Regions from separate parts of the Mus musculus genome. Here region 2 is linked to region 1. Evidence: chromatin loops called from intact Hi-C (ENCODE). Cell type or tissue: heart. All regions are shown on one strand. Each heading gives the region's core, and the rest is flanking DNA. Links, peaks and the distances in the headings are about the cores only.

Region 1 (7,772 bases), core at 2,279-6,278:
CTGCCTGCTCAAGTTCACAGCATTCCTCCCAACCCTTGACCTCTCAGTTGGTCAGACCGGTGAGCACCCCTTCTCAGAAGCTCCCAGCTACTTTGAATTTTGAGGTCGCCATTCATCTTTACAAACTCCCCTTGTACTGGGAGCATCACCTAATCTACTGTGTTTGTGGGAACAGAAAGGAAGTGTCGGGATGCCTACTTAGCCATCCTACCACTGTTGCCATCACTCCCCCGGACAGTCAAGCCCCAGGGAGGCTCCAGTTCTGTGTTTATCTGTTCCGGTTACATTTCAGAAAGTCAGAGACTCGCTTCCTTGGCCTTCCGTGTGGTGAATGTGAGCTGAGACTCCATCCACCACCTGGCCATTATACCCCCACATTGACAAGCAGCCACATGGTGTGCTGGATCAACCCACAGCCCCACGCAGGCATCTCTGAAAAGCCCAGTATTCATTTCCTTCTCTCTGGCAGACAGTAACTCCACTCCAGGAATTGGCAAGCTGGGGCTGCTGAGACAAACCGGGACCATGTCTTTTATTTTTGCATGTCCTATGAGCTGTTGAGAGTGGTTTTTATACTTAGAAAAAAAATCTTTCTAGGCACAGTTATGCATGTGTATTACCCAAGCTCTGAGGAGGCTGAGGACAGAGGGTGGTGGAAGGCAAAGCCAACCTGGGCAGCGTGGGCAGTGTGATAAGACCCTGTCTCAACAGCAACAACAGCGAAGCCGTCCACTCCTCTGCTGAGCTGTACCATGGACCAAAACCAATTTTGTTATGTATGGTTGGCTGGTGGGTTGTTTGTTTGTTTGTTTGTTTGTTTGTTTGTTTGTTTAGACAGAGTCTCACAGTGTAGCAAAGGCTGGCCTTGAACTCCTGATCCTCCTGCTTCTGTCTAGGATGACAGGCGTGCATACCTGGCCAGCACACAAGTTCTGTATCTATCAGGATATAGTCAGAAGACTAGATCACATGGTAATTTTATTGAGGAAAGTTTAATATAAAGGGCTATTAACTACTAATGGGATTAATTACCACAGACTAAAGAGAATCCTAAATGAAACTGAAATGGCCAATATTTGGAGTGCAGGCAGAGTACCCAAGGGAAAAACAAATTTAAAAGACTTCCCACCATGTCCCACCCTGGCAGCCGGCGCTCTGTTTCAGGCCTCCCTGCCAAAGTGGTAGATACAGTGATGAAGCTCGCTGTCGAGGTTAGCGGTAGAAAGCAGCCCCCCCCCCCCCCGCTGTTCAAGCAAGCTTGCTGCTTTCTGCTCCCGAGGGAGCAGGACACCTGCTGGGTGATCCCCCTCTGTGCTTAGAGATAGCAATAGGCTAGGGCAGTTGTAAGAGTTAACCAGTTCCAGAATGAAGGAACCGCTGAGCAAGTGGAGTCTTTTTATCGTGCTGACCTGTGGTTCGGGCCTTACTGGGGCTGCTTGCGCCTTCTCTTTATTACTATTACCTGCAGGTTCTCATGGGTGACACCCGAGCCTTAGAGAAGAGACTAAGACTGAGATCTCAGCCTCTCCTGGGTCTATGCCCCAGTGTGGTGGTACCAAGATGCCCTTTCTACTTGTATGAAGCAAGAAGCCACTTCTCCTGTCTCTGCATCAAATACACAGGGAAACTGGACCAGAGACGTACATGGTGTCACACAGCAAGAGGGACAAAAGCTGGTCCGGGTCTTCCCGGAAGCCTTCTCCCGGCAGAAGCCTGGCAAAGATGGGAGCCATAGTCATTTTGGATCACACAAACAAGTCAACCCTTCGTGACCGCACAGCCTGCAGCTTCTCCCTCCATTCCTTTCCTCCTCCTGGTCTGAGGCCGTTGTGACCTGTGCTTTTATGATTAATCATTTCACAGTAAATCTCCACTTACTCTCCCACCAGGTCACCCAAGCTGGCTCTTTATTGTTAAGTAAATAATGCAGGTAGCTTGTGCCACGCTGTGGCCAGCTCTGAGGACCCAGTCAGTGGGAGGAGCAGCTGGAGGAACCTGGGGGAGCCACAGGCTCTGTAGACAGAAAATAATCACAAGACGACAGGTGTGTGGGCACGACTCCTTGAAAACGGGAAAGCTGTAATGAAATCGGCTTTTCCTCCAAAGCTCTAGGTGAGATTTTAAATGAACAGGATAAACTTGGGGGCTGTGCCTGGGCTCAGGGACAAGAACTTAACTTAATCTTTGCACCACTGCTTGACAATGAGACCACAGTCTACAGCCCACCAGGCCCTCCTTAATGTTAGCCGGGCTAATCAAGCCACCTGGTTGATGAGGTCCAGAAGCGCTGGCAGAGGTGCCCTGGTGATGGCCCCAATGGAGCCTGGGGAGATCTCTCCTACCTCCAGCTTCCTTCTTCTCTGATTGTCTAAAAGGAAAATGGTAGTGGGCAAGAAACCAGGAGATGGGATGCTCAGCCCATTGTGGACAGGGTTTTCGGGAGGACCTTGTCCCTTGGTTCCGCTGTTCCTAGAATTGGTCAGATGTCCCCCCACTTCCCCCTCCCAGGCCTGTACCATCAGACTCTTGCTACCCAGACCCTTCCAGGTATCTCTGCAAGACGTAGAGACCCGAGTCACTGTCTCCAGGTGGCGATGTCCTCTCCTGCTTCAAACCTTAAACCTAAGCACGCATGCCAAAGACAGGAAGTCCAAAGCTCCAACCACTCCCCAACCCTTGTCATCCTGCAACTTGCGGCTTGAAAAGGCATGCCGGTGAGTGACAGTGGCCGCCATATGCTTGGTTTCTGAATCCTCCCCGTCTCCATCCCAGGCACCAATTCCCATCTAAGTGCCAGGCGCAAAGTCCACGGGGATCATAGCACGTACTGCCCACAAGGAGCCAAAGAGAGAGAAACTACAGGGGATCTCTGACTTACAATGGGATTACTTCCTGATCCATCCACCCTATATGGAGAATACTGCAAAGCTGACCATCATAAGTCAGGTAACTGAGAACCGCCAAGTGAGGACTAGACTAAGTGTTCAGAGTGGCCCCATTTCTAGTTTCCTGTACCTCTCATGGGCTGTGATAACCAGATCCTGATTGCAAGGAGAGAAAGATTTGCTCCTGTTGGCCCTTCCTCGAAGTCCCCAGAGGGTCCTCAGAGCTGTCCCCACAGGCTGAACCAATCAAGTTAGGACCATAGGGCCAGAGTACTGCCACATAAGGGAGGGTCTGTGAACAGCAGATACATATGAGGAGGGACCTGTAGCTGCTTGAGGGAGGACATCAGGACCTAAGAAAGAAAGCCACCAAGATTAATGGCTTGTGACAAAAGGAACTGCCGAGGCTTTACAGGTCAGAGAAAGTTCTGGAGTTTGGACTCCCTCCTGGAGGGAGGTCAAATGTCAATTCCTTATCTTATTTCCCATGAGTTTTGTCCAGCTTAGTGCAGGCCACCAGCTTCCTTCCTGGTGTTCAGATTGTCACTGTCTGACAGATTAAAGCACACAGTTGATTTTAGAGTCCCTGGGACCAAAAGCCCCCACACACACCCCCCCAAGAAGCTGGGTCCCCAGGTCAGGACTCCTCTGAAGTGGGATAAGCTTGTGGCCACAGACAATTCCCTTGCAGCCTCTGAGATTGCCTTGGTTGCCAGTGGTAACAGTGTCAAGTTCACACGTATGTGAGGCATGCCCTGCTGCTCCTCACCTCTTTGCTCTCAGTGCGGTGACCGTTGGTGACCTGGGTGGGAGCAGATACCAGCCAGTGAGAAGGAAGAAGGAACATTTCAAAGTCAAACATTCAGCAGGCCTTGGCTTGAAACCACCTCGGGTTCAGATCCAGGTCAGGCAGCTCCTGCTGAGCCCCGGCTACCCAAGCCCTGTCTCCTCTCTTGCAACTCCACCTTAGCTCCTGAACCTGGGCCACGGCACAGCAGAAACCTGGAAGCTAGCCAGCATGCTCGGTGGGTAGGTGGGGCAGCATCCAGACAGCAGGGAACTCTGTGTGTCTCTGTGTGTCTGTGTGTGTCTCTGTGTGTCTGTGTGTGTGTATGTGAGCACGCGGGCGCACACCCATGTGCATTCTGGGGTCATGCAGACAGACAAATACACAATGTTGACCTAGCCTGTCTTCTCTTCAGACCTGCCTTCTCCTACTTCCACATAAGGCCTTGGCCACACCCTAACCCCCACCCCCAGATTCCTCCCCTGAAATAGACTCATCCACCTGCCCTGGGGAGTATTGAAGGTTTCAGAGAAGAGACCTGGGAAGGGACTTCCAGGTGCCTGGCTTAAGCCAGCCTCCCTCTTCTCAGCCCCAACCGACACAAGCTGACTCTATCTTAGATCCCTGCCCTTCCTCCTGCCACTACAGAGCCACCATTCTGGACCCAGATGGCCCAGACGTGGCACTGCCAGTCCCTTAATTTCTTCATACCATCCTGTGTCTTCTCTCCACAAACGGTCAAGAGAATGGGAAGACACCCACCTGCATCTGTTCCACATTATCTCAGAACCAGCCTCAGGACCACCTGACACAAGACTTTAAACTCTAGACCAATGGTTCTTATCCTGTAGGTTACAATTCCTAACAGTAGCGAAATTGTAGTTATGAAGTAGCAACAAAATAATTATATGGGTCAGGGGAGGTGTCACCACAACACTAGGAACTGTGTCGCAACATCAGGATGGTGGAGAACCACTGCTCTAGACCAAAATCTGCTCGCGGTACTAAGGTTGTCACTGCATATATCCCTGCTATGAAAGGCTCTTCACCCAGTGAACTGCGGCTGCCTCCAGCCACACGGGGGCAGTGTGGGTCTTGGCTCGTCGCTCTATTTACTGTGACCCAAATTGGTCACAGTAAATGGCTTCATTTCATCCTTAGAGCAGCCTTCCCTCACTAGTGAGGAAACAGGTTCAGAGAGGTTAAGCAACTTGGCCAAGGTCACACAGGAAGCCGAAACCAGGATTTGTGTTCTTCTGACCTACTGCTGCCTCCAGTGTTTTTCTCAATGCGTCTGGACAAGGTGACTCAGCCCCCCACTTTGAGTCTGCAGCATGTGCCTTCCTGAGATCCAACTGGGAGCCGCCTGCTGCCCCCAAACTGGCATATGCTTCTTTGGAACCAGAGGCCCCAGTCTGAGTTGCCAGATGTCCATGTTGGTGCCAGCAGCAAAGACCAGGAAGGGGAACAGCAAGCAAGAGAAAGATTGATTAATTCACTGAGAAATGGAGACAGAGCCACGGGGATGGGTTTCAGCACACCCTAAGCCAAAGGCACGTCTGTACTCTCACGTACACACACACACATATACACACACACACACACACACACACATATGCAGGAACACATGCATGCACGTAAACACACGTTCTTTCATGGAAGGAAAGAACGCACAAATGGTGAAGGATTTGGGGTGGTTTGGAAATGAGCCACCTGGTAAAGAGGAAGATGAGAGGGAAAGGGGAGAGAAAAAGAGACAAGGAAAACAAGGGATACCTGAAAGGAGACAAAAATAGAAAATATGAACACAGATTGAAAGAGAGAGGGGGAAGAGATGAGAGAGAGCTTGTAGGAGATAAAATTAGAGAGAGGAACAGTCTGCAGGAAGAGAGACTAACAGCCCATCACCCCACTCACACAGAGATGGAGGCAAACATGGGGAGACACAGGCTATGTGCTATGGCACGCAGAAGGATAGAGGAGCAAGGACAGGGATGTGATAAAGGCTACCGAGGGACAAGATTAAGGCAGGCATGCTACCAGAGATAAAGAGAACAGGGATGGCAGCAGGAGAAAGCAGAGATTGAGGCAGGAGGGAGGTGACCCCTCACTCACCCACCGCAGTGCTCCTGGCTGCCCCTGCAGTGCTCCAGGCTTCTCCTGCAGTGCTCCAGGCTTCCCCTGCAGTGCTCCAGGCTGCCCCTGCAGTGCTCCAGGCTGCCCCTGCAGTGCTCCAGGCTGCCCCTCCTTAGCTCGCTGAGCTACCCAAGAAGCTAATTCCAGAGGCCAGCAACCAGACATGCTCTGTGCCCTGTCCCCACCTGAGTCCCCACAAGGACAAAGATGGGCAGCATAGGGCTCTTCTCAGTCCTGGCTATGAACCAGGCACACTGAAAGACAGAGAGAGCTGCCTGGGCTTAGAGCCACAGGGTCCCACCTGCAGGTTTCTAGCTAAGACTGTTGGAGGGCAGCACAGTCCAAAATGCCCACAAGGATGAGATGCAGCCTCTGTCCACGGAGTCCCAACATGGGAAACATCAGGTCTGGGTTCCAATGTCGTCTCTACTGGCTGCAACAGGCCTGGCATCAGTCACTTGGTCTGCTGCACACCTCAGTGGCAAGAATACTCACACCCCTGCTCCTCAGGTTGGTGAAGGAACTAGGTGCATATGTCAGTATTGCACAAAATCTGTCTCACCAGGAAAATCTGGAAAACTCGGAGATAAAGGTAAAAAAAAAAAAAAAAATGAGAGGCAGCCAAGATGAGTGCCCCAGAGTATACGGTCCTAGGAAGGGTGAGGCCATTGTAGCCAATTTGCTGATTACGTCCGAAGAAGGCTTGGAATGTAGAGAGCATGCACAGCTGTTGTAGCCACCACCAGGGGAACAGATGTGAGCAATAGGGTAGAGCAAGACCGTCTTCAGAGCATAGAGATCATTAGAGTTGGGATACACTCATCGACAAGTGTCACAGATGGGGAAACTGAGACCCAGAAATGAATCAACATGCCCAATCTCACTCAGTTGGCAAGGATTCAACTTAGCATTTGAATCCAGGTCTGGGTGCCCACCCACCCCCTCTTTGCCCAGCTGTAGGTCAGTAACTTGAAGGCAAATACAGAGGCTCAGGCAGGCAAGAGAGAGAACCTTGGATCATCAAAGTTTGTTTTTCCTGACAGTTGACATCCCCGGAACAAAGCCCAGGCAGGAGGGTGAGAAGCAGGAGTCAGTGTCTGTGCAGGGCACCAGGGTGGGGCAAGAAGGAATCACCTAACTGGCCTCAGAGTTCAAAGGCAGGGGTCTGGCCCCAAGTGCAGTCCTCTACTGACAAGGTACAAGAGGATCTCCCTTAGACCTTCAGGGGTTTTCTGACCTCATGTTAGAATGAGGATCACTGATCTGTGTTTAGACACTTGTCGGTGAGTGTATCCCAACCCTAATGAACTCTATGCTCCGAAGACGGTCTTGTTCTATCCTATTGCTTACACCCAGGGCCTGTTCCCACCAGTGGCCACAACAGCTATGCATGTTCTCTACATTCCAAAGCCTAAACACATAAAGGGTGATGTTTGGTGTCTTAGTTAGGATTACTATTGCTATGATGAAACACTATGACTGAAAGCAACGTGTGGAGAAAAAGGGTTTATTTAATCCACGGTTCCACCGTAACAGGTTCATCATCCAAGGCAGCAAGGGCAGGAACTCAACCAGGACAGGAACCTGGAGGCAGGAGCTGATTCAGAGGCCATGGAGGGGTGCTGTTCACTGGACTGCTCTCATGGCTTGCTCAGTCAGATTTCTCATAGACCCAGGACCGCCCACCCAGGGATAGCCACAGGCACAATAGGCTGAGCCCACTCCCATCAATCACTAGTTAAGAAAATGCCCTCTAGCTGAGCACTGGTGGCCTACACCTTTTATCCCAGCACTTGGAGGCAGTGGCGGGTAGATCTCGGTAAATTCAAGGCCATCCTGGTCTACAGAGAGAGTTTCAGAACAGCCAGGGCTGCAGAGAAAAGCCTGTCTTGAAAAACCAAAAATAAAAAAAGAAAGACAGGAAGGAAGGGAGGAAGGAAAGAAGGAAAGTAGGGAGAGAGAAA
Region 2 (7,772 bases), core at 1,329-5,328, 61 kb after region 1:
TCCAGTCCCAAAGCAGAGACAAGTGGAGCTAAGACGCCAAGGTCTTGCTATGGAACCCTAGAGATGATGGTCCCCTGTGAGCCCTCAAAGCAGGAGAGTTATCTGCTAACAACATGACTGTGGTTTAGAGACATATGAAACCCAGGATGATGCTGTCTGCCTCCCACAGTCCCAGAAACATAATCCACCACGAACCCCAGATATGGGAGAACCAGTGGTTGGCAGAATGCCCAGTTTCTGTCAGAGTGTTCAGAATGGATGGTACACTTCCCAAGGACCTCAGCTACCCAGAACTTTTGTGGCTGGCATGGGAGCTTAAAGAGGGTTTCACATTGGGCCATTAGATGAAATTTTAAAATCTGTTTTACTGATAATGAAGAGTATTCCTGAGACCGGGTGATGGCCCCTTGTTTTTCTAAATGCTACTGTCTATCTCCCATGAAAGAGAAGCCAAGAGCTACCTTATCCTCCATCCCCAGAGCCCTCAGACCAAGCATCAGTGGGCTTCCAGAGTCATGGTGATGGCCCCATACTGTTCTAAGCACTACCTTCTATCTTATAGGAAAGAGAAGCCAAAAGCTACCTCATGCTCCATCCCAAAGGTAGCACCAAAGCGAATGACCCCAAGGTCCCTCCCAAGGCTGCATCTTTCTGTGACAAGAGCCAGCCAGGAAGCCAGTGTGCAAAATTTACCAAGTACAACAGAGGCAGGTGTGAGAGAAAACCAAGTTCCACCCCTGGCCCTCAAACACAACCCCAAGTAACTCCTCCGGACCCCTGGGCTTCCAGAACCCAAAGGGCCCTGGAGCCCTGCTGCCAGGGTCAGTCCCAGCAGCCCTCAAGCTAACTCCCCTCCCTCCTCTTGGCCTCCATCTTCTCTTGCATGCGGTAGATCGGGACAAGATTTCCCTCCCGGGGATGTGAGGGCACAAACAGTAATGTGGTTAAGTATTGTCACTGGGCCAGGCATAAAGGAGGACAATGAGCAGCTGTTATTTTTAACCACATCTCAAAGGTCACTAAAGTGGCACACACGCCTTTAATCCCAGCAAAAGCAGGGGTGGGGTGGGGTGGGGAAACAGCTGGGCCTCGAGGAGACCTCCTGAGTGTTGGGTTTTAATGGACCTGGGTCCCTGTTGGCAGGCTCCAACAAGTGACAGCACTTATTAGTCGGTATCAATAATGGAGGAATGGAACTCAATTAAAACTGATTGGCTGGGCTGAGGATGAGGTTCGGGGGTAGCATGCATGCCTAGCGTGTGGGAGACCCTGGATTCTATCCCAGCACAAACAAAACAAAACAAATACCATTGATCCCAATGATTAGATGTTATAAAATTCGTATCTGTCCCCACACCAACAGGTGGGAAGTCTGGCATTCTGGGTACACAGGAACCCCTGGGATAATGTCAGAGACCCACTTGGGCTCAGAGGATGTGGGTCGATCTGGAAGTGTGCATTTCTGGCCAGTTTCTTGGCAGTGCCCACACTGCAGAGCCTCAGACAGGGGAGTAGCCAGCAAGGCTCTTTCTAAGCCTCTGTTGTCCTCTGGAAGATAACAGCTGGACAACCTCATGGTTGCCCTGGGAAAAGCCAAAACCCCTCCAAAGTGGCAAACTATGAAAACCTATGAAAAACCTCTCTCTGCCCTCAGGGCAGATGTCTACCCAAGACCCAGGCAGCTATCTCCACAGCAGGTCAGAGGGACCAGCTCACCAGGCCTAGCAAGTAACTGAGCTTGAAACAGGTCACCCTGAACTACTTGGCCCCCTGCTCCCAGCAAACCCAATTTGCCTAAGCTCCACCCCAACACAAGTTCATCATCAGATCCAGAGACCCGCACCTCCACCCCTCCCCCAGGGCCCTTCCCAGGATCCTAGTCTTCTTTTGTTTGAAAATTACATTTTGGAGAAGTCTGGCTCAGATTCATCCAACTGACTTTGTCATCATACAGGTCTATTTGTTTTCTTTTAATATTTATAATGTATGTGCATGCGTTCATGTGCACGGTGTGCATCCAGGAACGGCGGCAGCCAGAAGAGGGCGTCAGATTCCCTAGAACTGGAACTAGAGATGGTAGTGAGCCGCCGCCTGTGGGTTGAACTCAGAGTCCCCGGGAGAGCGGCCAGTGCTCTAACCACTGAGCCCCTCTCCACTCCCACACAGCCCTAATTGAAGCAAGCGTATGAACACACAGTTGCTACATGTTCATTTAAAAAAACTACATTTTTAATTTACTTTGTGTGTAGGGAGGAGCATGTACGTGGACAAGTGCCACTGCATGTGTGTGTTGGTCAGATGACAGCCCACAGGAGTAAGTTCCTCCCCTCTTAAAGTTATCACACAAAGGACACAAATAGCGGTTTTGCTATGCACATATATGTATGTTCATGTGTACGTGTGTACACATGTGCAGGTGGGGGGGTGTTGCACTTGCAGGGAGGGTACATGTGTGCACATGTTTAAAACCAGGCAATAACTTCAAGTACCATTCTCAGGACAGCTGTCCACCTCCTTGGAGACAGGGTCTCTCTTTGGCATGACACTTGTGATTAGGCTAAGCTGGCTGGTCAGCCCAGAAGAGCCACCTGACTCTACCTCACCAGTGCTGGGGTTACAAGCATGAACCCCCAACATGGGTTCTGGGAATTGAACTAGGGTCCTCACACGTGCAAGAAAAGCATGTAACAACTCGGTCATCCCCAAACTCCTACAGCAAATACAAGTTTTAAATGAAATAAAGTTTTATCTTGAAATAAAAGGAGCAGATGGCCTTGTACAGATCCACTTTAGGGAGTGGCACCCGGGATGCCTGGACTTCATACCCCAAGAAGCATTGCCGGTGCGAGAACCACAGAGCTAAGCCCTTGCTGGAGTCTGCGTGGGTGGTGCTGGGGAAGAGTGGAATGATAATGCCGGTTGGTGACCTTACACCACATTTTACCTTTTTCAGACTAATATTGTCATCTGCAAATGATCCCTTCCACAATTAAACAATGCAGTCTAGGTGCCTGGCACTCTGCAGGTGCCAGCGGCGGCAGGATTGCTCCCTGGCATTTGAGTCAGCGTTAAGCCCAGTGAGACCTTACAGGTGTTTCTTACAGGTCTGACCGAAGGGAACCAAATGGGTGAGAGTCAAAGGCAAGTAAGCGGGTTACCACAGGAACCAGAGATTCTAAAGCCAGTATGGGCCGGTATTCACCACCGCCCACAGGGGGCGCTAGGACTCAGCACATCCACTGTGTTTGCGAACCTAATAGGCCTTTTACATTTGAGAATTTTACAAACCAACTGTGTGACTGTACTCAGAATAAGGGGCACATCTGGGATAATTGGCTGTCCCTGCCAAATGTGACTGGGGGGAACCTTCATTTCTTGTGTTAGTCTCTCCATGTTGTCTGGAAGTCTGATAATGAGCAGAATTCTAGCAATGATTAAAAGAAAAAGAAAAAAAAAAGAAAAAAATCTTTTTAAAAGGAGATAAAAATGGGAAACGTACCCACAAAATAGCAAAGAATACCAGTCATTAAATAGTTTGAAATATAATCCTAGCACTCAGGAGGCTGAGGCAAAAGATGGCTGTGAATTCGAGTCTAGCCTCAGCAACATAGTAAGTTCCAAGCCAGCCTAGCTACAAAGTGAGACTCCATCTCAAAAAAGCAAAATTAATGATGATGACTATAAATAAAATGGCTAAATTAATTAGGAATTTTCCTTTCTTTATATCTTTCTTTCTCTTTTTAATTTATTTTAAGACAAGTTGGTCTCAAACTTATTACATAGCTGAGGATGACCTTGAATTAATTAATTAATTAATTAATTTCTTCCTTCCTTTCTTTTTTATATTTTGTTTTGTTTGTTTATTTTTTGAGACAAATCTCTCTACATAGCCCTTGGAACTTGATCTGTAGACCAGGCTGGCCTCCTCCTCAGAGATCCACCTGCCTCTGCCTCCCAGTGCTGGGATTAAAGGGCTGCACCATCACACCCAGTTTTTACATGATGCTGGGTCTCAAACCCAGGCCTTCATTCACACTTGGCCAGCACTCCACTAACTGAGTTGTCCTCAGTCCTTTTTGATTCCCAAAAAGAGCAGGAGATATTACAACTTTTAAACTGATATTCAAACGAATGTGTTTTGTTTTGCTTGGGGGGGGGGGGACATTCAAATCGGGGCTAAATGGAGGGCAAAATGATTGGGGTTAAGTTTTAAGCAAACTGACCACGAAGGGATTTGAACACTAGGGAGATGAGCTTAAAGAAGACTGACCCAGGCCTCGGCCTCTCAGCAATGGAGATGAGGCTACGGAGGGCAGCGTCCCCGCTACACATACCAAGGGCTCTGCAGAAGGGCAGAGGTAGTGAAGCTCACAGAAAGTGGCTAAATAGGGTGACAAAGGTGACAGCGGTGACCAGCACCCCAACATAGCTACTTTTGTGGAGAGAGCGGAGGGTGGAAGGGAATACGTCCCCGTGGGGAGGCAAAGGCTTCAGCCGTGGCAGCCCCTGGCAGGCTGCTGGAATGGGTGGTTCGTGTTTGGTGCCAGGAGAAGGGAAGGAGGGAGAGAGAGAAAGAGAGAGACAGCCAGCCGTAGCCTGTGAGAGAGCCCAGGACACAGCCAGTTCGCCAGACAGGAGGAGGAGGAAGAGGAGGAAGAAGAGGAGGAGCAGGGGAGGAGGACGAGGAGGAGGAGGTGGAGGAGGAGGTGGAGGAGGGAGAGATACTTACTTGTCGGTTTATCCGAATCTTAATGATTCCAGTGAGGGAAACAGAACAAAGCAAAAGAGACAGATGTTAGGCCAGAGGTGAGTGGAGGTGGGCGGGCACAGGAGAGGCCAGAAAGGGTGAGTGAGCTGGCAGGCAGAACAGAGACAGGTGGCCAGAGAGAGGGAGGGATGGGTATGTCCCTGCCAGGGCCCCGAGAGAAACCAACCAGGTGGAACCCCTATGAGAAAGGCCCACTGTCCCCTATGCCACCCAAGCCTGTGAGGCCAGGCTTGGCGTTTACCCCAGGCAAGGAACAGGATGGAGGCAGGGAGAAGGCAAAGGGTTCTGGGAAACACAGGTGGCGTGTTCAACTCCAGGAGGAAGATTGAAGAGGGAGAAGAGGGAGAAAAGAGACATCTCCAGAGATCCTGATGACCTCAGCCCTGGGAAACTGTGGCTGCCTCCCTGGCCTTTGACGTCCCTGTTCATACCTGAGTAGCCTTCCCCTTCCTCTGCAACCACACTGCTTCCTCCACACAGTCTCCCAAGCCAGCCCTGGCTTTGCCACTATCTGGCTATGTGACACCTTTCTTCTTGCCTATGCACTCCCAGCTAATCTGAAATGAATTTCCTTGCATGTTTCTTTCAATGTTAATCTGTCTCCCCTATTAGAATCTATGTATCATTTAAATAATAATAATAATAATAGTCACGTGTTCTCATTTCTAGCCCTGGTGCCCAGGTGCTCAGAAGAATACATTTCCTGCACAATTAAAGGATGCTCTCTCAATTTCAGCTTGCTGCACAGAATGCAGTCAAGGCCCTAGGCCTTGTCCCCCAGTTCCCATCAACACCCTCCATGCGCCCCTAGGAAACCTGCCCTCTCTTGGTCCCTCCCCCTCAGGCCAACCAGATCCAATGTTGGGACAGCCAGCAGCGGAGACTGTGGGGACAGCCAAGCTGGGGCTTTGAGTCTTTTCTCTCCCACTCTAACTGTGTGACCTAGAACGGATAGCTTCACCTCTCTGAGCCCCAGCTTCCTCTCCTGAGGGTGATAAGGTTATAGGAAATGTGAGATTGCATGTAAAGTGTTTAATCGCTGTGCCTGGCACACAGTATGTGCTCAGTAAACGCACCTTGCTAGATGTGAAGGACCACTGCAATCAAAGTGGACCACAAACACTCAAACAACTTCCTGATGGCCCTGGGAGCTGGCCCAAGTCCTTAGCCTGACACCCAAGGCCTTTCCGGCTAGCCCTGCATAACCTCTTCAGCTTCACTATGGAAACCAGAAGAATCCCTCCTCCAATCTCTTGGCCCCTTGTTGAGGCAGCTCCTCCCATCCCTCAGCCTCCCCGTCTGCCCCAGACCTTGTTCTACCTCCACTTGGGCGAGTGAGCATGCGCAACCCTCAGGACGCTTTCCTGAAGGCCAACAGCCATCCTCAGCTCCCCACCTCTGAGTTCCCTGGTACCAAACGCAACTCAGCCACTCGGATCCTCATTTAATCTCTGGTATCTCTGCCCTGCCTAGCCTGGTGGGGACAGGGACAGATAAGCAGAAGGAGCAGGGGTCCAGGCACTCACGTCTATGTAGTTGGCAGAGATGTAGTCGGCATCAGGGTCTGCCAGCATCGGGTGTAGTTTCACATGGTGTCGATCATCTGTGAACAGAGCAGCAGGGCACGCTGTGCCACACAGCCTGGAGGAGATCTCCTGGAGACTAGGGCAAGTGTCAAGTAGGAAGGACCAGGTGACCTTTATAAGGGCTCAGAGCTCACCAATGAACTCTGAGCAGCGCGAAGATGGGCCAAGGGTTAGAGTCTGGGTATGGAGTTCAGGAAAAGAAGCAGCAATTTCCTGTATGACCTTTAGCTGAGGTCTCAACCCCCCCCAAACGTGTTCCCTCATCTCTAAGACACTATACTGCCATGTACGGTACCGTCATCATAACGGCCAGGGCGCCATGTCTCTGAGGACAAGACTACACGGAACATGTGCTGGCCATGTTCCCCCATCCACAAGGCCCCTTTCCTAGAACTCACAGGCAGACACTGGCTCCTGTCGGCCGCCCTTGAGCTTGTCTTTCTTCTTGGTGGCGTCCCAGCCCTCAAAGAAACTCTGCCAAAGGGAAAGTGGTAGTCAGTGGGAGAGAGAGATCCCCCAAGACTCTCGGGACCTCTCCCCATAAGAAGAATGACCATAAGGGCCAGGTGTGTGTGGAGTGAAGGGAAAGATGAGCCAAAGGGAGATCAGAGTTCACAGAGGTTAGGATACAGAACCCTGAGTTTGAACTGGGAAGAGAGGAAAGATTAAACGATCAAGATTAAGGCTGAGATTAAGTTTAAGTGGAGGTACTGCTGTCTGTGTCCAGAAGAGGGTGGCTGGAATCTGATCAGATGAAGGTCAGGAGTTAATGTCAGACTGGGGTCAGGTCAAGGTCGGCATTGATGTGGCTCCAACCAGAGACAAGATAAGACTCTGATCGGGGTGGAGATGAGACAGAAAAGTGAACAGCCAGACAGTCTGAGCTTGAAGTAGAGGTCAGAGTCAAGGTCAAAGTGTTAGGTTGCCTTGGGGACTGTCGGGGTACAGGTGTAGCCAGGGTGGGCCTGAGAGTTTCCTCCACAGTGAGGAGAGCAGGCCAGGCCCACCTCGTACTCCTGCTTGAAGCCGTAGCCCTCGGCTGTCTTCATCTGGTTGATGTGCTGTAGAAGGTCAGCCACTCGGACTGCAGGGTGGAGCTGCCCGGTATGATACGGAGAACCCTTCCGGCCGCATGGGCGCCTTGGAGAACCCCCCAGGAGGCTGCTGGCCTCGGTGACACCACCGCTTCGCTGGTCTCCTGCAAGAAGGGAAAGGGGCTCTCACACAGATGCCCACTCAGGCTGGAGGCCCCTAGAGCCAGGGAGCACAGCCAACATGGAGGGTTGGCTGGGTTATTCCTTAGAGTCAAGCTTAGCAAGACCACCCTGGATGAGCACCCACAAGTATCCCTTTCTGTATCTTAGGTTTCTCATCTCCAAGATAAGCAGGTCAACTGAGGTGACTCATAGGGTCCTCGT

The links. A loop is a pair of places that touch in the nucleus more often than their neighbours do. Peaks named below come from ENCODE experiments on the same cell type or tissue, not always from the same donor. Only the 100,000 strongest peaks of a DNase experiment are listed, where the experiment ranks them.
Region 2: a loop joins it to region 1, with 9 times the contacts of the local background. A loop is called at or near these places in 4 of 42 quality-filtered maps.

Annotation. Positions count from the first base shown.
Region 1 is chr4:131,718,857-131,726,628 of GRCm38, forward strand. No RefSeq gene overlaps it. Among named protein-coding and RNA genes, the nearest start is that of Gm42321, 12 kb to the left of the region's middle. In heart, for the core only: a CTCF peak has its summit at 4,745 (motif pointing right); a DNase peak (open chromatin) is centred at 3,775; H3K27ac peaks cover 592 bases.
Region 2 is chr4:131,781,014-131,788,785 of GRCm38, forward strand. It overlaps Ptpru (protein tyrosine phosphatase, receptor type, U), which reads right to left. Exons shown (of 31, transcript NM_001083119.2): 17 at 7,362-7,552; 18 at 6,753-6,828; 19 at 6,295-6,371. Among named protein-coding and RNA genes, the nearest start is that of Gm52680, 14 kb to the right of the region's middle. In heart, for the core only: a CTCF peak has its summit at 3,209 (motif pointing right); no DNase peak of the experiment used is centred there; H3K27me3 peaks cover 912 bases.